Regions from separate parts of the Homo sapiens genome. Here region 1 is linked to region 2. A link is a loop called in an ENCODE intact Hi-C map of the cell type or tissue named here. Cell type or tissue: CD4-positive, alpha-beta T cell. All regions are shown on one strand. Links, peaks and the distances in the headings refer to the core of each region. The heading gives the core; the rest is flanking DNA.

Evidence for each region. Hi-C counts contacts between places; a loop is a spot of excess contacts. Peaks named below come from ENCODE experiments on the same cell type or tissue, not always from the same donor. Only the 100,000 strongest peaks of a DNase experiment are listed, where the experiment ranks them.
Region 1: a loop joins it to region 2, with 6 times the contacts of the local background. A loop is called at or near these places in 4 of 110 quality-filtered maps.

Annotation. Positions count from the first base shown.
Region 1 is chr12:68,170,822-68,182,303 of GRCh38, reverse strand. No RefSeq gene overlaps it. Among named protein-coding and RNA genes, the nearest start is that of IFNG, 17 kb to the right of the region's middle. RefSeq lists an enhancer at 6,337-6,396. In CD4-positive, alpha-beta T cell, for the core only: no CTCF peak of the experiment used is centred there; a DNase peak (open chromatin) is centred at 6,463; H3K4me3 peaks cover 877 bases; H3K27ac peaks cover 3,227 bases.
Region 2 is chr12:68,229,832-68,241,313 of GRCh38, reverse strand. No RefSeq gene overlaps it. Among named protein-coding and RNA genes, the nearest start is that of IL26, 9.8 kb to the right of the region's middle. RefSeq lists an enhancer at 1-109. In CD4-positive, alpha-beta T cell, for the core only: no CTCF peak of the experiment used is centred there; DNase peaks (open chromatin) are centred at 4,553 and 6,983; H3K4me3 peaks cover 925 bases; H3K27ac peaks cover 1,005 bases.

The DNA.
Region 1 (11,482 bases), core at 2,049-10,048, 60 kb after region 2:
GATCACTTGAGGTCAGGAGTTCAAGAACAGTCTGGCCAATATGGTGAAACCCCATCTCTACTAAAAATACAAAAATTAGCCCTATGTGATGGTGCATGCCTGTAATCCCAGCTACTCAGGAGGCTAAGGCAGGAGAATTGCTTGAACCCGAGAGGCAGAGATTGCAGTGAGCCAAGATTGTGCCATTGCACACCACTGCACTCCAGCCTGGGCGACAGAGCAAGACTCCATCTTAAAAAAAAAAAAAGCCTCCTGGAACAAGTGATGTCCAACCTGAGTCTTAAAAAGTAGAAGTTATCAGGTCCATCAGCTGACAGTGGGTTCAGCAAGAGCTTGGTGCTGAAATCCAGATGGCAATGCTGGAGTTTAAAATGGGAGTCAGAGAATGCTGACATGAGGATGGGTGGGTAGGCAGAAGCACAGGGATGGTCTCCTGCAACAAGTTAAATAACTTTCAGATATGAGTGACTCTTATTTGAGGGAAGGCCTTCCCTAATCAGATTTTCCTTTTGGAAAGAATCCCTGAAAAAATGATGCTCAGGGGGCTATAAGCAGAGATCAAGAGCTAGTTAGGCAGCTATCAGGGTTCAGGAAAGATAATAAGGCTGTTTCCAAGGACGGACAGAAAGCTAAAAATATTAGACAGATTAGGAGATAAAATTGGCAGAACTGAGGAGACTGAGCTGATGTGGGAGAGGTTTCCTCTCAGGGTACTGGATAGAGTTGATGTCACCACCATGGAGAGAAAACACAAGAGGAGGATGCTTAGGGTGGCTAGATTATGTTTAGGGTGACTAAGACAGCTGCTTTGAGAGCCACCTCACACCTGGCAGCCTTGTTTGTTGGCTTTTTCAGGTGTAACAGTCAAGGTTTGACCAGGAAAACAGAAGCTGCTTTAGGTATTTTATTCCACTTGCAAGGTTGCGTGAGGTTTTAATGTAGGGATTTAGAGCTCAAGAGCTTGATTCAACCATTGTAGGGAGCTGTGGTCAGGCAAGCCACCACCAACAGTGTCAGTCTACAGCACTGAGCTGTGTGCAGGGCTCCTATGCACCCTGTCAGTCTGTAGCACTGAGGTGGAAAATTATCAAAAGCTTGCCAGGAAGCTGTTTTGAACCTCACATCTGTTCATGCTCCCGCCTCTAGAGAATAATGATCTCACTTTCTAAATCTCTTGCAATTGCCTAACTCTAACCAGGAAATATACAAGGAAGAAGATTCTGGGAAATGTAGTTTCTGGTTTCACACATCACAGGGAAGATCTTAAAATGGCTTGTGGGTTCTTTAAGGCTGAGATAAATCAATCAGCTCCTACTGGAAATTCTAATTTATGATTCAGATAGTTGAAACCATAGGACAAGTAAAAACTCCAGAGCTGTGAGAGGAGAAGCAGAGGAAGATGCAGGAGGAGAAAGAATGAGGCAAATGTGCACAGAAAGTGGAGATGATCAACTATGTAGCACACAACCAGAGAGAGATAGGGAAAGGTCTTGAACCATGGCTGAACTTCCTGCTCTGGATTCTCTGAGCAAAACCTGGGTTCTTAAATAATTTTTTTTCTTAAGATAGCTTAAGCTGATTTGTAATTCTTCTAAACAAAGGAGTCTTAAGCAAGATAACACCTGCTCTAGGCCGTCTACACCGCAGTGGGCTGGGTGGATCAGAGGTTCTGGAGAGAGGTCTGTCCTAGAGGTAGAGATGGACAGGCTGTCAGCATACAGAAGTAGTAAAACTGTGAGAATGGGCCGGGTGCGGTGGCTCACGCCTGTAATCCCAGCACTTTGGGAGGCCAAGGTGGGCGGATCACGAGGTCAGGAGATCGAGACCATCCCGGCTAACACGGTGAAACCCCGTCTCCACTAAAAATACAAAAAATTAGCCGGGCGCGGTGGCGGGCGCCTGTAGTCCCAGCTACTCGGGAGGCTGAGGCAGGAAAATGGCATGAACCCGGGAGGCGGAGCTTGCAGTGAGCCGAGATCGCGCCACTGCACTCCAGCCTGGGCGACAGAGTGAGACTCCGTCTCAAAAACAAACAAACAAAAAAAAAAAAAACCAAAAAACAAAACTCTGAGAATGGAGAAACTTGGACAATTTTTTACTTTACTGAAAGATGCATGATAATGTGGATATTAAAGTAGTTACAAATGGAACTTTACAATATGTTAGGGCTGATGAGAAAAAAAAGACAATTAGTGTTCGACAAACAAATAAAACTGGAGTGTGAAATGAAGTTGGAAGGATAAGATGGACAAATATATAGACAATTATGTCTTATTTGATAACGGTTATAGAAGGGTATATTTACCTTCAGGAGTGCTTTTCAACTCTTTGAGTTTTGGCATGTTAGTTGGGTATCAATGAAAAAACTCTAATTTTGAGCTTCTTTTTCAGTATGACTAATAATAAGCTCAGTTTTTGTTTGTTTGACTCTGAGAATTGCTATACATTTTTATTTACTGGGTTATATTAAATTTTAGCAGGTGCATTTAAATGATAATAAAGCTTTCATCAAAGCAATATTTTCATTTTATTTTTATTTTAGGACAAAGTTACATTCCTATCTTTAAAAACAGAAATTTCAAAGCTCTAATGACATGCTTCATTTGTACATGAATGATGACATATGATCCTGATGGAGTGTGTCTAAATTTTAAATAACCACTTTTTGTGAGGTAATTTGTAAATTACAACTATGTGATGGGCCCTGTTATTTGTCCATCCAGTACCTTTCCTTCCTCTATAGAAGCTGGCTTATATGGTACACATGATTTGTGAGGGGGCGTGTTGCCATATTTTTTCTGACTCTTTGGGTGGGAATTCATTTGAACTGTTGGAGCCCCACAGTTGGATTTTCCTGGATGAGTACAGAAGCCTCCTAAATTGGCCTCTCAGTTTCTGCCCTTGTCCCATTAGAGCCAAATTTCCATTTGCTGACCACAGTGATCCCATTAAAATATATCTCAGATCATGTCACTCTCTTGTTCAAAACCCAGTAGAGAGTACCCCATTTCCTCTAGAATAAAACCCAAAATGCTTTCTGGGGGCATGATCTGGCCCCTGGTTATCTTTCCAACCCCACTGCCTGCTCCTCAGGTCCAGACACATGACCCCTGCTATGACTCAGCCCTCGCTGAAGGGGCGTCTGTCTTGACTTTTTCCATTTGGCTCTTCTCTGCCTGGGACATGGTTCCCAGTCGTGTCCATGACTCCCTCACCACCTTCAGTCAGGTCTCTGCTCAAATGTTCTTTCCTCAGAAAAGTCTTCCCCAACCCCCCTATCTAAAATAGCACTATTCCATTCTCCTGCTTTCCTTTTTCAAATCATAATCACAACCTGACATTGTATTACACAATTACATGTTTGTTTATGTTAATCTTCTCCACTACAATGTAAGGCCCATGGGGACAGGAGTTTTGTCCCTTTTTTGTTAGTTCTTGCTGTTTCTTCAGTGCCTAGAAGAATGTCTTGCACATCAACAAGTATTTTTTAATAGGCTTTATTTTTTTTGAGCACTTTTAGGTTCACAGCAAAATTAAAAGGAGGGTACAGAGATTTTCCGTATGCCCTCTGTCCCCTACACATATACAGCCTCTCCCCATAATCAACATCTCCCATGAGAGAGGTACGCTCGTTACCACTGATGAACCTACAATGGCATCATCATCATCCAAAGTCCATGGTTTGCACTCTCAGTGTTGAAACTTCTATGGGTTTGAACAAAGGCAGAATGTGTATCTCTCATTCTGAGTCCCACACAAAGTGTTTGCATGTCCTAAGAATGCTCTGTGTTCACCTTTTCATTCCTCTTGCCAACCTCTGGCAATCACTGATCTTTCTTTTTCAGACTGTCATATGGTTGAATCATGCAGTGTGTAGTCTCTTCAGACTGGTTTCTCTCACTTAGTGATATGTATTGAAGGTTCCTCCATGTCTTTTTATTGCTTGACAGCTCACTTCTTTTTAGGCTGAATAACATTCCACTGTATGGATACACCACAGTTATGAAACCATTCATCTGCTGAAGGATATCATGGTTACTTCCAAGTTTTTGTAACTATGAATAAAACTACTATAAACATCTGTGTGCAGATTTTTGTGTGGACATAAGACTTCAACTCCTTTGGGTAAATACAAAGGAATGTTGTGATTGGTGGCTGGTATAGTGAGAGTAAGGTTAGTTTTATAAGAAACTGCAAAACTGTCTTCCAAAGTGGCTGTACCTTCAGTCAGAGTTCCTGATGCTCCACGTCTCAGCCAGCATTTGGTGTTGTCAGTGTTCCAGATTTTTGCCATTTCATAATGGGTGTGTGGGTATCTTGTTGTTTTAATTTGCATTTCCCTGATGATATAAATATGTAGCTCAGCAAGTATTTGATGAATTAGTGCAGTGTTTCAATTAAATGCCTTAATGGCTAACTTACCTTCCAGCTGGTGAATGCTGCTCTGTGGGAGGCAGGATTGACATTGTCTCACAAAGAGAAGCAGAAGTGACAGCTAGAGAGACAAATCCTGTCAACACTTGAGTACCTGTCTCTGAGATCCTTTCTTTGATCAAAATAGTGTGACTGGAATTTTCGTCACTTGTCACCACAAAAGTCCTGGCAAATGCAACTTGTTGGTATACTGACACTAATGCCGAAAAATAAAGGATGTAATAAAAACTGAAAAAAAATATGAGGGAATAATTAATAACTTCTCATAGCAGATACTACCTGCCTTGCCAACATCCTCTCAGCAGCCTCCCTCTCTCTTCTTACCCTCTGCCTGTGACTGTAACAGTTCACTATTCTTGGCCTAAGGGCTTCTTTCTATTTTCACATGAGGAAGACTGGAAGAGCTAGGGGTTTAATGCCCTGGGAGCAGTGCTCAGACAGTGCTAAAGATAGTCGCAGGATAGATACCCCAACTTCTTCGTCCCTTGGGCAGGATAACTTTGGGGTATGGGCTACACCATCACCCAGAGGTCTATAGTGGGCTGAGTCTCAGTTGACTACAGTAGCTCCCTTTGGGAACCACCCTGAACTGACTTCCTTCCCTTCCCTGAATCTCTTTGCCTCTTTTCTACTGGTGCTTCCTAGAATCACCACCAAAAAAAAAAAAAAAAAAAAAAAATCCTTGTCTCAAGCTCTGTTTCTGAGGTAACCCAACCTCAGTTTCTATATGTAAAATATTTCAATTTAACCTGAACAAATACGTTAAACATGAAGAAATGTACAAATACAACTTCTAAATCAGGTTACAAGGGAAAAAAACCCATAAAATGGAAATAAAAATGATGAGCACACATTGTGCTTGCTATATGCCAAGTATTATTCCAAGAGCTGCACATATAACTCATTTGAATCCCACAAAAAACCTGTGAAGTAGAGTCCAGAGACTTTAAGGAGCTTGCCTAGATTCACACAGTTTACACAGCTGGTAAAAGATGGAGCCTGGACTCAAACTCAGTCTTGCTCCTTTGTCTGTGCTGTTTGTTAACCATGATACTATCATAGAGATGTTTTAAAAAGGTGATTTATTAGTAATGACATGATATCATGAAAGTATTATGCCCAGTTATGTTGTTTATATGAATAGTGCAGAAAACGAATAACATTTGTTGTCATTATAATCTCAAAGAAGACAGGATCCTCATATAAACAGGAGCAGTTATGAGATAAACACATTTTTAAAAAATCCCTTTAAATGGATGTCAGTTCATGAAAGTGATTTGTCATTAATGTCCAACAGTGAATGACTATGAACAGCAGCTTTTGAGATTGGCAGTAACACAGCTTTTAGGAAAACAGAGGGCAGGCATAGTTTAAAGCTAACATCAGCATGTGTAATGAGGTATCATCCTATTCCCTATGTGGCTTGGGCACTAACTTGCAGCTGAAGAATAGAGATCTGTTTGGGCTTGCAGCCCTGGCTAAATGGCCCTGCTGGTTCCACCCCCCAGGTCTGATGGTCAAGAATTATTGGATACTTCATGTAAAGCACTCAGCCAGGCACTTTGAGATAGATGAAGAAGACTAAGAGGCAGTGTATACTCTCTAGGACCTTAAAACCTAGTGAGGAAGAAAAGCACATGAGGATAACTTGGACTTTTTTTCTTCTATGAGAAAAACATCTGGTAAGGTTATTCAGACCACTCAGCTTCATATGGATTTATAGATGTTGGTGCAATTTTTACTCCTTGGCTTCAGCTATTGAAGCTGTGGCAGCAGGTGTGATTACCTCAGAAGAGCGAAGGTGCAAAACAAACTCTTGAGGTCTTGGGAGCTCTGCAGGTGGTTTCCTTGCAGTTCTTCAAATAAAAGGAAGTCTAAGAGCTTCCTGACTCTGTGATAGAGAATGCTACCATGCAAGGCCATCACTTGAAGCCTTTGCTCTTTGCAGAGGCAGAAGCGTCCCTGAGTGCATTGAGACGCTGGGCTGAAGAGAGGAATGACATCAGCACCAGGTGGGGGAGAAGAGCGATTTCCTTTTTTCTCAGGGTGACCCACAGGAAGGACATGGGAAGTTAGGTCAGAATTGGCTTGACACCTCTGTCCTGGGAAATCCTATCAGGTGACTAAGAAGAAAACAACCCACCAAGTTACTGCTCTTTGCCGAGAGATGGAAGGCACCTTGGGGGAAACCCCTGACCACAGGCCAATAGAACAGAATGTTGTTAGTCTTGCTGAAAAAGCCAACCAGAAAAATACTTCTTCAAATTCACCTGGGGTGACAAGAAATATTTCCCATTCTTGGGTTCTTTCACTTTCCTAATGGAAGCATAGATTGAACACTTTGTGAAATGTCATTTAGATTTTCCCTCTTGTGATTGGCTTTATTTTTCTTTTTAGGAAAAAAAAGACAGAGTGCAGGGCATACTTTTTTTGTGGTTGATAGGATTCCTAATGCAACCATAAATATGACCAGCATATAAGTCATGATCTATGATTCTAATTAGCAAATGATGTTTCTAATTTTCAAATAGGACAAGTTATATATCATTAAGTTTTGGGATGCCTAATCTTTTTTATTCCATCAATTTTTATTTTAAGTTCTGGGGTACACGCACAGGATGTACAGGTTTGTTACATAGGTAAATGTGTGCTATGCTGATTTGCTGCACAGATCAACCCATCACCTAGATATTAAGCCCAGCATCCATTTGCTATTCTTCCTGATGCTCTTCCTCACCCCACTTCCCCAACAGGCCTCAGTGCGTATTGTTCCCCCCATGTGTCCATGTGATCTCATCGTTCAGCTTCCACTTGTGAGTGAGAACATGTGGTGTTTGGTTTTCTGCTCCTGTGTTAGTTTGCTGAGGATAACAGCTTACAGTTCCATCCATGTTCTTGCAAAGGACATGATCTCATTCCTTTTTATGGCTGCATAGTATTCCATGGTGTATATTTATACCACATTTTCTTTATCCAGTCTATCATTGATGGGCATGTGGGTTGATTCCATGTCTTTGTTATTTTGAATAGTGCTACAATGAACATATGTGTGCATGTGTTTTTATAATAGAACGATTTATATTCCTTTGGGTATACACCCAATAATGGGATTGCTGGTTCAAATGGTATTTCTGTTTCTAAATCTTTGAGGAATTGCTACACTGTCTTCCACAATGGTTGAACTAATTTACATTCCCACTAACCATCTAAAAGCATTCCTTTTTCTCTGCAACCTCACCAGCATCATTTTTTCTTGACTTTTTAATAATCACCATTCTGACCGGTATGAGATGGTATCTGATTATTATTTTGATTTACGTTTCTCTAATGACCAGTAATGTTGAGCTTTTTTCATGTTTGTTGGCTGCATGCATGTCTTCTTTTGAGAAGTGTCTGTTCATATCCTTTGCCTACTTTTTAATGGGGTTGAGTTTTTTTTTAATGTAAATTTGTTTAACTTCTTTGTAGACTCTGGATATCAGACCTTTATCAGATGGCTAGATTGCAAAAATTTTCTCTCATTCTATAGGATGTCTGTTCACTCTGATGATAGTTTCTTTTGCTGTGCAGAAGCTCTTTATTTTAATTAGATCCCATTTGTCAATTTTTGCTTATGTTGCAATTGCTTTTGGTGTTTTTGTCATAAAATCTTTGTCCATGCCTATCTTCTGAATGGCATTGCCTGGATTTTCTTCTAGGGTTTTTATAGTTTTGGGTTTCACATTTAAGTCTTTTATCCATCTTGAGTTAATTTTTGTATAAGGTTTAAGGAAGGGTCCAGTTTCAATTTTCTGCATATGGCTAGCCTATTCTCCCAGCACCATTTGTTAAATAGGGAATATGTTCCCCCTTGCTTGTTCTTGTCAGATGAGATGGTTGGGGATGCCAAATCTTAATTAAAGAAACTGACACATGTTTAGAGTTGCCTGAAGTTAAAAAAAAAAAAATTCTGTGCTGCAATCTAAAAGAAGCTACCCTCTTTGAAGAAGAAAAGAGATAAGAACTTTAGCTTTCTTACTTAGCTTTATGATACCCATTGCCTTTCTAAGTTAAAAGATTAGGAAAAAACCTTTAAATGCCAGTTACCACAAATTCTTTTGGAATTAGGGAAATGATAGCTAAAATTATAGCTAAAATAATCATGCAAGCAAATAAATTAAAACAAAAAAGAAAAAAAAAACATCAGAATGCAAAAAACAAAACAAAACAAAACAAAAAACCCAAATTAAAGTTTGATAAATAGCAAATAAACAGTGGCTTTATAGGTTTTTCAAATTTAAAAAGTCTTAAGAAGGCAATCCCAACAAGGAAGTATTATAAACATGAAAGGAATAGGTTTTTGGGCAATGTAAGTCTGAGTAGGCAGTGACGGTGTTTGCTCTAAAGCCATTAAAGTAAATTTAAGAATTTACTTTTTTTTTTTTTTTTGAGACAGAGTCTCACATTATTGCCTGGGCTGGAGTGCAGTGCCGTGATCTCGGCTCACTGCAACCTCTGCCTCCTGGGTTCAAGTGAATCTCTTGCCTCATTCTCCTGAGTAGTTGGGATTACGGGTGCCTGCCACCATGTCCAGCTAATTTTTTGTACTTTTAGTAGAGACGGGGTTTCACTATGTTGGCCAGGCTGGTCTCGGACTCCTGACCTCGTGATTCGCCTGCCTTGGCCTCCCAAAGTGCTGGGATTACAGGCGTGAGCCACTGCGCCCAGCCAAGAATTTACTTTATATGTAATACATGTATATATTTTAGAGACAGAGTTGCTTAGGCTGTTGCCCAGGCTGGAGCACAATGACGTGATCACAGCTCAGTGCAGCCTTGAATTTTTGGGCTCAAGCGATCCTCCCACCTTGGTCTCTTGAGTAGTTGGGACTACAGGCACAACACACCATGACCAGCTAATTAAAAAAAATATTTTTTTGATACAAGGTCTCAATATGTTGCCTAGGTTGGTTTTGAATTCCAGGCTTCAAAAGATCTTCCTGCCTCGGCCTTCTGAGGCACTGGGATTACAGGCATGAGCCACTGTGCCCAGCCAAAAATTTATTTTAAAATATGAAATATACATTTTTCTTTTTCTTTTAAAGACAAGGTCTCTGTCATCCAAGCTGGAGTGCAGTGGTCTGACCATAGTACACTGCAGCCTTTAACTCCTGGCCTCAAGTGATCCTCCTGCCTCAGCCTCCCAAACAGCTGGGATTACAGGCCATATTTCTTATTTACATAAAAGCTGTAGTCAAGATGCGAGGTTTCAGTAGCTATATTAAAATGTAAAATGGCTTAAACCTAATAGAAGTTTACTTTTTGCTCATGTAAAGTCAAAAATAGATGTAACAGAACAGGAGCTATCTCTTCTCTAAGCAGGACCAGGATCCTTTCATCCTGTGGCTCCACCATCTTCACCATCTTCAATACTTGGACTGTGAGGTCACTGTGCATGTTCGTATCAAGTTGGTCAACAGAGAAGAAACATGGAAGATGGCCCATGGAGGATGGCACACATCACTTCCACTCACATTCCATGGGCTAGAACTCACAAATAAATTTGATGAACAGCAAGCCAGCCTCTGTTCCAAAAGTCTTCCTAGACAGAATGTACATAAGCTGATTTAGTATCTGCACAGTCTCTGCAGTGATGCCTCTCTTTGTTGCTGCTTATTAAAGTGTTAACAGGATCAAGGATTGACCCAGAAATGGAATATTAAAAAGAAAGTTATGCTATAAATTCCACTGAGGGTTTTGTCATTTCAAGAGTGCTTCTGAATGTCCCTGTTGAGGTCATTTTTTTCTCTGTTTTGCCAAAAAAAATCTGCCCTCATTTTAATGACAATCTAGTTTTTTTGTTTTGTTTTGTTCTTTTTTTTTTCTTTTTTGAATCTCATTACCTTCAATATGTTTGGTCAGGTTGGATTGGTAAATCTGGCACATGGGGTTGCCTGTACCTCATCATGAAATCCAAAGGATACCTAGAGGGTCCTTCTACCAGTTTTTTTTTACTCAGCACTGTAGGATTAATGCCAGCAGGCAGTCAACTCATCCGTGTTCATTAGACTCACTTTCTAGGGTTTGATTCTGGAGCAGAGTGGTACAAAGATAAGAACAAAAGCATTGGAATTTACCAATTTGTTCCTGCATGGTGCTCTGCAGAAGGGCTGAGTAGTTTCTGCGGCAGAGACCTTCTGGGATTGCCTGGTAGATTGTCTGTATTGAACATGGTTCCTCAGCTATGTCTTCCATCCATGAGCTCCTCCATATGCCTTCATTAAATGTTACCTTTCAGCTAAAATTAGTCAGATTTGTTTTTTCATATATGTGCACAAATAATTTTAATGATATAATATTAGGCACGTTAAGCTTTCAGGAGCAAATTAGAGAGCAGTAGCTAGGCTGGTTGCAGCTGAGTGGTTAAGAGCATCAACAGTGAACTTAGCCACACCCAGCTTTATCACTTACTAGGCCAGTGACTTTGGATAAGTTGCTTATTTTCTGAGACTCATTTTTCTCCTCTATAAAACAAAAATAAATTTGTCTTCTTTGGATGGTTGTCATAATTAAATGAGATGGTGCATATAAAGCACTGTGGCAGCTGTTAATTACTATGAGGCACCATTATTTTTGCTGATAGAAATCTTTAGCTGCACACACACTTATTCCTAAGCTCCGTTTTACTGGAGCCAAATCCAGATTTATTAAAATTTTTTTTGACTTTTGCAGTCTTTACACTAAGGTTAGGGTCTTCAGTTTAGATATTGCTTGACTAATAATGGCCTTTCCTAATTTGGGAAATTATAACATATAGGTTCTGCAAAACCTAAGACTAAAAATAACAAGGCCTATGGAGACAACTATAGTTGGGACATTCCATTCAATACTTCTCAAACTTTATACTCAGAGCATTAACAAAAGCAACAAAAGTCCTAACCAAAACCAGGCATTTAAAAATCTCTTGGGAATTTCCGCCAGTCATCATAGTGAATCCATTCTTTGCAGCCTGGTAATTTGGACTGCTGCTTCCTCTTTTGAGATGTAGGGCCTGAGGACATGTGTTTCTG
Region 2 (11,482 bases), core at 1,142-9,141:
CTCAGGAGCCAAAGTAAACTTACAAATTAAAAACAGTAGATTGGGCACATCCTGGCTTCCCCTAAGGGCTTCCCTTCACAGTGAGAATGAAACTGAAAGTTTATATCATCACCCCACCTCTGCAGTCTCATCTGCTATCACCCTTCCCTTGAGCTCTCTGCTGCAGTCACAAGGCCTACCGGCTGGTCCTCACATGCACCAGTCTAGCTCCTGACAAGGAGTCTTTGCACTGGCTGTTTTCCTAAGCCCAGAACAATCTTCCCACTAATATTTCATGATAATTCCCTCCCTTCATTCAGGTCCTGCTCAAATGTTACTGCCTCAGAAAGATCTATGCTGGCCACCCTATCAAACACAACCTCTTCACCACCCTCCACACCCTCCCCTCCCCTCCCATCACCCCACTTCATTTTTCTTTGTTGTACTTAGCACATATGAAATTAGTTATTTATTTACTTTGGCCACTTATTTAATTTTCAGTATGTACTTATTGGGTGTTAACCTGATGCCATGGGGTGTGAAGGTAAACATCATACGTACAGAGCCCGTGTCCTCATAGAACTTGCATTCTAATGTAAATATAACAGAGGACATATAGTATAATAACAAGCATGGATATCTGCTATGAAGAAAAACAAAGTAGGGCGTGGGGGTAGAACTTAATGGGGGTTAATTTAGGTAAGGAGATCAGGGAAGGCCTCTTGGAGGGCAGATATCTGAATGAGGTGGGGACATGGGCCATGTGAATATCTGGGGATATCACCTTGAGATGAGGCAAGTTTGGCGTATTCAAGAAGTAGCAAGAAGGTTGGGACTGGAGTAGCCTGGGTAAAGGGCAAAGCTTAAGATGAGCCCAACATTTGACTAGGACCAGGTATGTGTGTCTTTGCAAGCTAGAGCAGGACTTTGGATTTTGTTCTAAGGCTGAGGAAAAGCCACCAGAGGGTTTCAAGCATGAGGAAGGCTTGGTATGACTCATGTTTTGTAAAGATCACTCTGGTTGATAATGCAGAGTAAATCTAGGAGGAGTAAGGATAGAAGCAAGGCCAGGACGAGAGTCTAGGAAAGAAGCAATGATTGCATTGGAGTGGAAGGGAGCAGAGCCAGAGAAATCTGGCTTGTGACTCTTACTGTGACACTCAGCATGGGTTGCCTGGGAAATAGGAGTTATGTATGAATCACATTCACAAACAGGAAAAGAAATTCTTTAGTGTTTCTTCTGGTTCTTCATTTATACTATATTATTCACTAGCAGAAAGTGCTCCGTATAGGAATTGAAGGAAGACAGGTGATTTTTTCTGAAAGGAAGTTTTTAAGATTTGAGTGAAGACACTTAGATGAGGAGAATGAAGTAATACCAAGGGTTGAAGGCTGAAGTCCTCTTGTCTCGGAGGCAAACACAGCCTCAGTGAATTTATCTTCTGCCTGAACCGAGGAGATTCACTGGATTTTTCTTGTAACAGCCCCTTGTTCAGGAGTATTTTCATTGGAAAATTGCATCAACTCAGAAGAGACAGAATCATTAAGCATTCCGTTTCTATGGGAATGAGGGTTTAAGTCACTTTACCAGGCAAAGGACTCCATTCTACTGTGGTACAGGCAGAGGGTAAGGGAAAAATAAAGCGGTGGTGGAAGAAAGAATCCACACTTGTTAACTTGGGTCTTTCGAATTGCTATAAAAGCAGGAGCTGTAGCAGATAGGATTTCTGTTCATTGTTTGTCTTCTCCCCTCCTTTCCTCCCTTTTATTTGAAGAGTACTTGTGGTGGCTAATATTTTTGTTTTCAGGTGGGAATATGACCACAATGACATCATCCTATAATGATATGGTAGCTGATGAGATTCTATATGTTTCCTAGGCTGCCAATACACATTTTTCACCTGGATAAAGATAAGAGTGGATGCTGAAGACACAAGGGATGCAAGGTGTCCATCTGGCCCTCCAGATCCATATTCTGTACTTTTCCACTCTACTTGGTGCCCAAAGAGGCTGACGTATATGGATTGGTTCATATACATGCAAGCTCCCTGGCTTTTGATTGTATTTGGCTAATGGAAGAAGTACCGGGAGATCGAAGGGTGGGCTGGGGGGTGGGGAGGATAAGGTCAGAGTATCTAATCCCTTGGAGCTCTCCTGCCAGGCTGCCATGCTGGTTGGCTATGTACTTCTACCAAAAGCCTCAGCTCTTGCAGACAGCCCTTCTCCATATAGATATCTTTGTTAGTTCTGAAAACCACTCTCAACCCTTACTTCAACAGCCAGCTAGCTGTTGTTAGTCTCAGGGAATTGCACTATTTCTTGTTGGTTTCCTTGAGCTCTTTCCACACCTGTTATGGTTTGAATGTTTGTGTTCCCTCCAAGATTCATGTTGAAACTTTATCTCCAATGCAATAGTATTAAGATGTGGGACCTTTAGGAGGTGATTAAGTCATGAGGGGTTCTCCCTCCTGAATGGGATTCAGACCCTTTTAAAAGAAACTCCACACAGCGTTAGGCCCTTTTTTTTCCATTCCACCTTCACCCTGTGAGGACACAGCATTCGTCTTCTCTGGAGAATGAACAACAAGGCGCCATCTTGGAAGCAGAGAGAGAGCCAGCCCTCACCAAACACCAAACCTGCTGGCACCCTGATCTTGGACTTCCCAGCCTCCAGAACTGTGAGAAATAAATGTCTGTTCTTTATAAATTATCTGGTCTGTGGTATTTTGTTATAGCAGCACACACTAACACAATGCCTTAAGAAAATCAATCTATTATTAAACTCTTATCCATTCCCCAGTTTGAACGTAGCATACATTTTCTACTGGGACTCTGCCCTATTTACTCTTCTTCCCCCTTCCATTTCCCGCCCCTCCCCAACTCCCACCCAGCAGCAGGATGGAGTCTGGGAATTTAGGTGAAATCATTTATGGACAATAAATAAAACCAATTTTGGGTGTGTCTGAGTCGTGTGTAAATTTTTGATCCTGTAACAAAACAAACTTGGAAACAACAGTATTTTGATTTCTAAAATTTAAATACTGTTTAATATTTTGTTTTCCTGTTTCTCCAACAGTTTTCTCCACAAAGAAGTAGAGGTGCTGAGGCCAATGTGCACTATCGCCTACAGGAGCCTAAAATTCCCTTCTGCCCCTCAGTCCCAGGAGTGCCCTTGCTCCTTTCTGTGTTTGCTCTTCCCTCTCTGCAGCATCCAAGGGCATTCATAGGAATCTTTGTTTAATTTGGGCTACTATGCAAGCTACAGGATGAGAGATTCTTTCACTGGAATAATTCTGACTCCTCTTAACCTTGCATTTTGGCTGATTCTGTTGTGTGTGGCCCATCTTCCTCCTCTTTTCTTGTTACAGCTACTAAAAATATTCAGGGTGACCCAACGTGTTTCTATTAGTCACAGTCCCTTCATTGTTTCTATGGGGCTTAACCATCTGGGTTCATTCTCTGCATCTTGAATCTTATGTTAGCCATGTGTGTGCAGTTTAATCTCTATAGCACCTAGAAATTGACCAGCTGAGTCCTTACCAGTAGGCACTGTTTCTTTTTGAAATTCACAGGCTGTGAGGTGCTTTTGTGAGCTGTTCTTTCATCTGTGACATTTTCATCTTGCCATCGCCACAGATGCTATTTTTAAGCACAGTAACTGCCCAGGAATTTTAGAACTCTTACATTGCTGCTTGTCTCAGTGAAAGCCTTAGAAATTTCAATTCAATTTAGTTCCTAAACGATTTTTTAGATCATAGGATATACAAGATCCTGTGGGATGGGCTTTGAAAACACAAGGTCAGATTTTATTTGGATGCTGCCCTGAAGGAGTCTGCAGTTGTCTTGCGAGGAAGACAGGCATGCAACAGCCTAGGGCACAAGTGGACTGACATGTGCTACCAGTGAGGCACCAACAAGATGACAATCATCATTGGGAAGGCACCGAAGGTTGCATTTAAGCTGATCTTTTGGAGGACAAGAAGGATTTAAATGGGTTCAAATGACAACACTGTGAAATTTCCCTTTTTTCTTCCCCTTTGCAATCCAGCCGTAGTTAATTGCTCCATCTTCAGGGCTCTCAAGGTATAATTTACATCTCTCTTAGCATTTATCACACTGTAGTTTAATCCCTTGTTATGTGTCTATCTTGAGAATTTTTAAGGACAGAAACTGTTGCCTACATTTAAGCCCCTATACCCTGAAAATGCCTGGCACTTTATAGGTGCTCAGTAAATGCTTGAGATGGATACACAAAGGATTGAATGGCTTTCTGGACCCAAGGACCCAGATGAGCAAAGAGTTGGGGATGTGAAAGTGGATAGAGTGCTCAGGCGAGGGCCACAAGTCCGTGTGGCTAGAGCACAGCTTGTGTGGGCAATGCAGTGGGAAACGGCCAGTAGCTGGTAACATTAATTCTCTTCAGTTTTCTATTTCTAGTCCCTGGAAACGCAGTTCTTGATGGGACTTATGCAAAGGGAGCTTGGTGGACTAACAGGATTTGGGCTCATACCGGGCCTCAGCCCCTAACCTGCTACAGGCTGATATGACAATTCCATCAACGCTGTGTACTTTCACTTTCTCTTTGGTGAGTTTAGGCAGCTGATACTCATGAAAACTTCCCACCACCAGGTGCTCACAGGAATGATACGAAAGCTGGTGCCACTGATGGTGTGGAGTAAAATCCATTCAAAAAACTAAATACACAGCAATTAAGTTGTTTCTGACACAGCCAGACAAGAGGTGTTCCCTCAAAGGGAACACTCAAACTGTAGGAGACCCAACTACAGCCTAGTTGGATTGCTTTTATTGATAATTGCTGACATGTGAAGGCTGCTAGGAACCCTGCGGTTTAAAGCCATGGTTGAATCATCTTGAGCTTTCTTCCCATGGTTTTGCCAAACTCTCCAGGCTTTCATCTTCAGAAGGTTGTTCCAATGGGGCTTGTCTACAGAGTGCATGTGATCTGCTCTTCACTGCCCCAGAACCTTTGCATGGAAAATTCCTTGTCCTTAAAATGAGAAGTACACCTATCCTCATGGAGAAATTAAATCACTTCCATCTTGGCTGGAAGAATAATTGTTTAAATTGAATTTTAATGATACTCAGAAATGAAAAATAAGGTGCACCGCGACCAAGCTCCTCTCCCTCTCCCCAGGCGGGGAGCCCAGGGAGATGCTGATTTGCCCTCCCTCCAAATGGACCTGCCCTATAGGCAGAAATCCCCTCATAATCTGTTTGGTCAAATATGTCTCATATGTTCATTCTGATCATTGGCTTAGATTAGGAATGGACAAGATTTTTGTTTGTTAAAGGAAAAATAGTAAATATTTTAGGCTTTGTGGGCCACATATGGTCTTTGTTGTATATTTCTTCTTCTTCCCCTCCTTGTCTTTCTCTTCTTCCTCCTTCTCCTCCTCTTCTTTTCCCCTACTCCTTCTCCTCCCGCCTTATCTTCCTTCCTCCTTCTCCTTCTTCTCAGCCCCTTAAAAGTGTAAATACCCTTCTTAGCTCATAAGCCTTACAAAAACCAGCTACAGGCCAGATTTGCGTCATGATTTGCTGACTTTGGGCTTAGATCATCCACAGTTCATCTCCTGGCACTACACACACTGACACCCAAACAAAATTCCATGATTAAGATTAAAAGACATTGGTTTTGTGGGCAACTATTAAGATCTGTTATGAGGGCAACTATTAAGATCTGTTATGAGTGGCAGATGGCAGATAAATTCAGCACTGGGTGTGACCCAGAGTTAACAAAAATTGCATTAAATTTCCATATCAACCACAGTTGTTATTGCAGAACAATAAAATAAAATCGTGACTATCGTAGCATTTTATCTTGTTAGCCATTTTATAAATAGGGCGTGTTAGGTTTACAGCAAAACTGAACAGAAGGTACAGAGATTTCCCATAAACACCCTCTGTCCCATGGATGCATAGACTACCCCATGATCAGCATCTCCCACCAGAGTGATATGTTTGTTATATTGATGAACCTACCTTGCTGTTAGCCATTTTTGATAACAATAAGTTTTTTTTTATTACAATAGACAATAAATCTCTGTATCATCATGGGAACCATCTCAGATTCTCTTGGTCTGTCTTGCTCCACTGCTGCCACTGCAGTGATCATCTCTGGCTCTTTCTTCCACTCTGGACTCAGATAAAGTGCCATGGAATAGGTTGTGGAATTTACCTTCCCCTTGGCTGCTAAAGAGAGCAGGTACCATCCAGAGGTTGAAGAAGTTAACTCCTCCTAGAGCAGGCGAGGAAGCTGGCATCTAACTTTCATTCCCCTCTCTCCTTCCCCTGGTCTGACCCAAGGCATGCTTCTGCATAGCCTTTGTGGAGACATCCTACATGGCCAAGAGGCTGGCTGTCTCTCTTCATAAAGCACTGGCTAGATCACTTATGCATTGCCATGAACTTGCTCCCCATCCTGGTTGACCTAATTTCTTTTTTCCATCACTCTCACTCTTCCCTAATAGAGCTTCAGCACAGAAACTTATCCTCATGCTCTATCTTCTGGGGAACCTGGGCTGAGCCAATTTCCTATGTGAATCTAAGCTCCATAACGGTAAGAGTTTGTAGGGGGGGCAAGGGATGGGGGTAAGGGGCATAGACAAGATATCTCTTGGCACCTAGTAGAGGCTCAACACATAATTTTTATTTTGCATTTTGAAAGAATTAATAAATGCATTGATTCAGGGCACAACCCATGGAAGACATGAGCACTGACAAGTTTGCTAGAAGAACTGGACACCTCTTATTAGTGGATTCCCACCATCAGAGAGCACCTAGGCCTGTAATACAAAGAAACACAGACATATTTAACTGCAGTAAAGGGAACAGATGGTGTGTAGGAAGTTATGAGAGAAAAGATGCAGAGAGAGAGAGAGAAGAAAAGTCATCGGCATCAGCCAACACAGGGCTGCACTAGAGGCTCCTATCTAACCCAGACACTCAGCTCATCTGCCCTCCTACCCTCTGCTTTGGTTTGAAATGCAGAGGAGAGACAGGAAACAATGATGAAGGCAGGGGAGGGGATGCCCACTGTGGGTTCTGTAGATGTCTAAGGCAAAATTAGGAGATAAAGAACTATTTGTGGCTGCCCAATCTCAGAAGAGGATCAAGAAGAAGCTTCCAGAGAAGCCCTCCGAAAGCAGAGCTCATCATTTTATGCCAAATGTCCCCACATTTCTTCTTCCTCCTCCTCATGGCCCAAATAGCCCTATAGTCTATTTTGTCCCACAGGGCATTCTGTGGTGATGGTAGGGAGGTGTCTCCGGTAACCCGATGGTATTTATTGGGCACATACCATGGACCAGTCACTGTTTGGAACTGAGGTAACAGCAACGAACAAGCAGACAAAAATCCTTGCTCCGATAGAGCTTAGATTTTAGCAAAGGGAGATAAATAGCAAACAAAATGCACAAATGAAATATATCATATGTTAGATAATGATAACGGCTTTGGAGAAAATAAAACAAAAAAAAGAGATAGAGGGAGTGGGAGTCGGGTGAATCCTAATTAGGGCATTGTATTCGTTTGCTAGGGCTGCCACCACAAAGCCCCACACACTGGGTGGCTTAAATAACAGAAAGCTATCCTCTCACAGTTCTGGAGGCTACAAGTCTGACATCACAATGTCGGCAGGGTTGGTTCCTGCTGAGTCCTCTCTCCTTGGCTTGTAGATGGCCCCTCCTTGTGTCTTCAGTTGGTCTTCCCTCTCTACCTGTGCCCTCATCTCCTCTTCTAATAAGGACTCCCGTCATACTGCATTAGGGCACAACCTAGTGACCTCATTTTTAACTTTATCACCTCTTTAAAGATCCTATCTTCAAATCTAGTCACAGTCACATTCTGAGAAGCCGAGGGTTAGGACCTTAACATAAGAATTTGAGGGCATGGAGGACGACACATGCGCCCCATGCCTCCTTTGGCCTATAATAGGCATCCAGGAAAAGCACTGCTGGGAAGGTGATATTTCAGCAAGGACTTGAAAGAGTTGAAAGGGCTTGCTAACTATACAGAAAAGCATTTCAGACAGAGGGAACAGCAAGTGCAAACGCTCTGAGACACAGGCCTGCTCCATGGGCCTCACAAGAGTGAGGAGCCTATTGTGCTGGACTAGGTGAGCCAGGAGGAGGAATAGGAATAGAGGTTGGGGGGCAGGGAGGGTTAGGGGTAAGGAGCATAGGCAAGATAGGATAGGTCCTTAGGCCGCAGAAAGGATATTGGCTTTTACTCTGGGTTGGAGGGGGATCCTTAAGGGAGAAATCGCATTCCTGGTGCCCTGAAAGTTCAGGCTCAAATTCATTGCTCAGCCCAAGCAGAGTCTATCACATGCTCACGTTGACTGCCTCAGGGACACGGGTCAAAGAGCTGAAGCAACAATTAATGTGTTTTGACAGAAAAGATACATCTATTTCTAGAGCTCTCACAATTGTGACTTCTAAACATCACCTCAATTCTTGATGTTATTACTGTGAACCTTCTTGTTGATGTACTTAGAAAATGAAATGGAAAGGTTATTTTGATGTCACCTGTGCTTTGATAAAACTTGGGAGGCTTTGTGCACTGTGCGTTCTTTTCTCCTTTTTCTTTTGCTGGGCTAAGAGTGAAGATGAAAACAGCAGGGAAGCTATTTTCCATCACCTTTGGTGTGAGCGATGATGGGCAATCTGCTGACTTATTTTTGAAATATAGTTAGGGTACCATATTCTTTGCAGATCATGTAGATGGTGTACTATTCATTGTCAGAGAACGAGTAGCCAATATGTATAATGCCAGTTTGTCAAATCTGAAAATGCTAAAATAACCCCAAACCTATAAAGCTATGAAGAGTATTGATATATTGCAATAATAGCTATTTGAGCATACAAAATTTTCCTCAAAGGTAGGTTTATTCTCACACTGCCTATAAGGATATTTTGGAATGATACATATGTAATGTTTACTTATTAATCCAGAGGCAAGATGGTACTGTGGGAATACCGTTGGGTTTGTTGTTCAAAGACATGGGTCAAGGCCCAGGTTTGTTACCTCCTGGCTTTGTGCCTTCAGGCAGGTCACACAACCTCTGTCAGTATCGGCTTTCCCACCTGTAAACTGGAGAAAACAAGATCCCCTCTACTTCTTATAGCAGGATTGGGAAGATCAAGTAAAGAGGTGGCTTTGGGAAGTACTATTTACAATTAGATATTGTTATAATATATATGCAAGAGCTTTAAAATACCATAAACATTTAAGTTTTACTATTCCTTAGGTATTTCCTATTTTCATTTCTTCCTTTTTTCTTAGGTTACTGTCCCATCTCTTATTTTCTGTAGTGCCTACCACAGCTTCAGACATTCCTTGGGAACTGCTCTAATGTGGTGGGAGGCTGCACAGACAGTGGGAAACACGTGGGCTTTGGAGTTTCATGAACATGGATTGGAATCCTCTGCCACTTTTGAGCTGTGTGCCACTGGGCGTGTGATGAGACTTCCCTGCAGCTCAGATTCTTCCTCTAAAATGGAGCAATGCCAGCTGCTTTAAGAACTAACAACATTCTCAAACGTAATAGGAAATCTTTGGTTGTGCCTGTATTTTAGGAAACAAAAATTGTCTCCCCCCAACTGCCTGTGGAATATTAAGTCATCACTCATGACATTCAAGGTGTCTCTTAATTCCACTAATTTCTGGTTCAACAAACAAGTGACTAGTTCATGATTTCACCTCTTAAAAAAGCATTTAAATGGATCTAAATATGTTTTAAAAGCTGGATGAGGTATGAGTCTCTGCTTCTTAAGCATGTTTTTCTAGAGCTACTAAAAAGCTTACATTAACAGTATAGTTGAAAAAGTATTCTTCTGGATTATAGAAGAAGGGAAGTACCAGATAAGACTTGGTAGAGATATGACTCAGGTGTAGCTTCTCTCTCTACTGCTGCATCTGTGGTGAGGCTCTTCTTTTCTTTTGTTTTTTTGCTTTCTTGCTTTCTTGCTTTCTTGCTCTCTCTTTCCTTCCTTCTTCCCTCCCTCCTTCCCTTCCTCCTCTCCTCCTCCTTTTTTTAACAGTTGAGATGAAATTCACCTAACATAAAATTAACCATTTAAAAGCGAACAATTCATTGGTATTTAGTACGTTCATAATGTTGTGCAACCATCACCTTTATCTAGTTCCAAAATATTTTCATTACCCTCAAAGAAAACCCCATACCATTAAGCAGTTACTCCCCATTCTGCACTCCTCCCAGCCCTGGGCAACCAACTTTCTGTTACCTGTCTCTGTGTACTCATTTATTCTGGATATTTCATATAAGTGGAATCACACAATATGTGACCTGTTGAGGCTAGTGTTCTTCACTTAGTATAGTGTTTTCAGGATTATCCATGTTATAGCCTGTATCAGTACTTCATTTAAAAAATGTTTGAATAATCTTCATATATATATTATATATACCACAACTGGTTTATCCATCCATTCATTAATGGACGTTTGAGTCTTATTTTCTTTTTTAAAGAATATAAGTCAAATGATAGAACTCCTCTACTCAAAATTCCCATATAACATGAGTAGAAGCTAAAGTCCTATCAACAGCCTAAAAGGCTCTGCATGATCTTCATCCGTTTCTTCCCTGGCCTGACATCCTCCCCGTCCTCCTCCGTTGCTCTAGAACAATCCACACAACCTTTCTAGCTACAGTGAACCTGCTAAGCATGCTGTTTCTCTTAGCCTATTGCAGTGACAGTTGCTTTTGGCTGAAACAGGTAACTCCATTGCTCACTCCCTTACTCCATTCGTGATGTTACTTAAATGTTCCCTTTGCATTGAGGCCTTGTATGACCATCTATTTACAATCATCTCCTATCTCAGCACCTCCACCTCTCTTACTCTAGTCTATCTTTCTCAAAACATGTAGTATTTTCCAACAGTCTATATCGTACTTAAGGGATATAACTTACATCTATTATGTTTATTTATTGTCTGTCTGTTCCCCCACCCCACTAGAACATTTTATGAAATTAAGAATTTTGTGTGTTTTGTTTATTAATGCATCTGTGGCCCTAGTGCAGCCTGGAAGGTAATGAATACTCAATAAGTATTTGATGAATGGCTGTGTTAATGATGACATGTGCAAACCTGCAGAGTACAAGTCAGCTAGCCAAGGGCCAGGACACACAGGTGGAGGCTCTCAGGGAATGTTCATGTGCTCCTCCCCATCATACCCTTCTGCTTATCCAGCTTCCACGTCTCCTTTCCTTCCTCTCCAGTCCATTTACAACACTCCTCATTCCTTCTCTAACCTGTTCTCATCACGATGGTAAACAGGTTTACCATTCTGTTGGTTACCAGGCTTACCATTGTCCAATGTAGTGGGGCCTATCTTTTCTGGAGAGGCAAAACCACAGTATCTTTGCATCAAACATATTTATCTATCTATCACTGTTTCTTATCTACATCCTCTGGCTCTATTCTGGAAAAAATATATTGAATTTCAGTTTTTATAGTATGA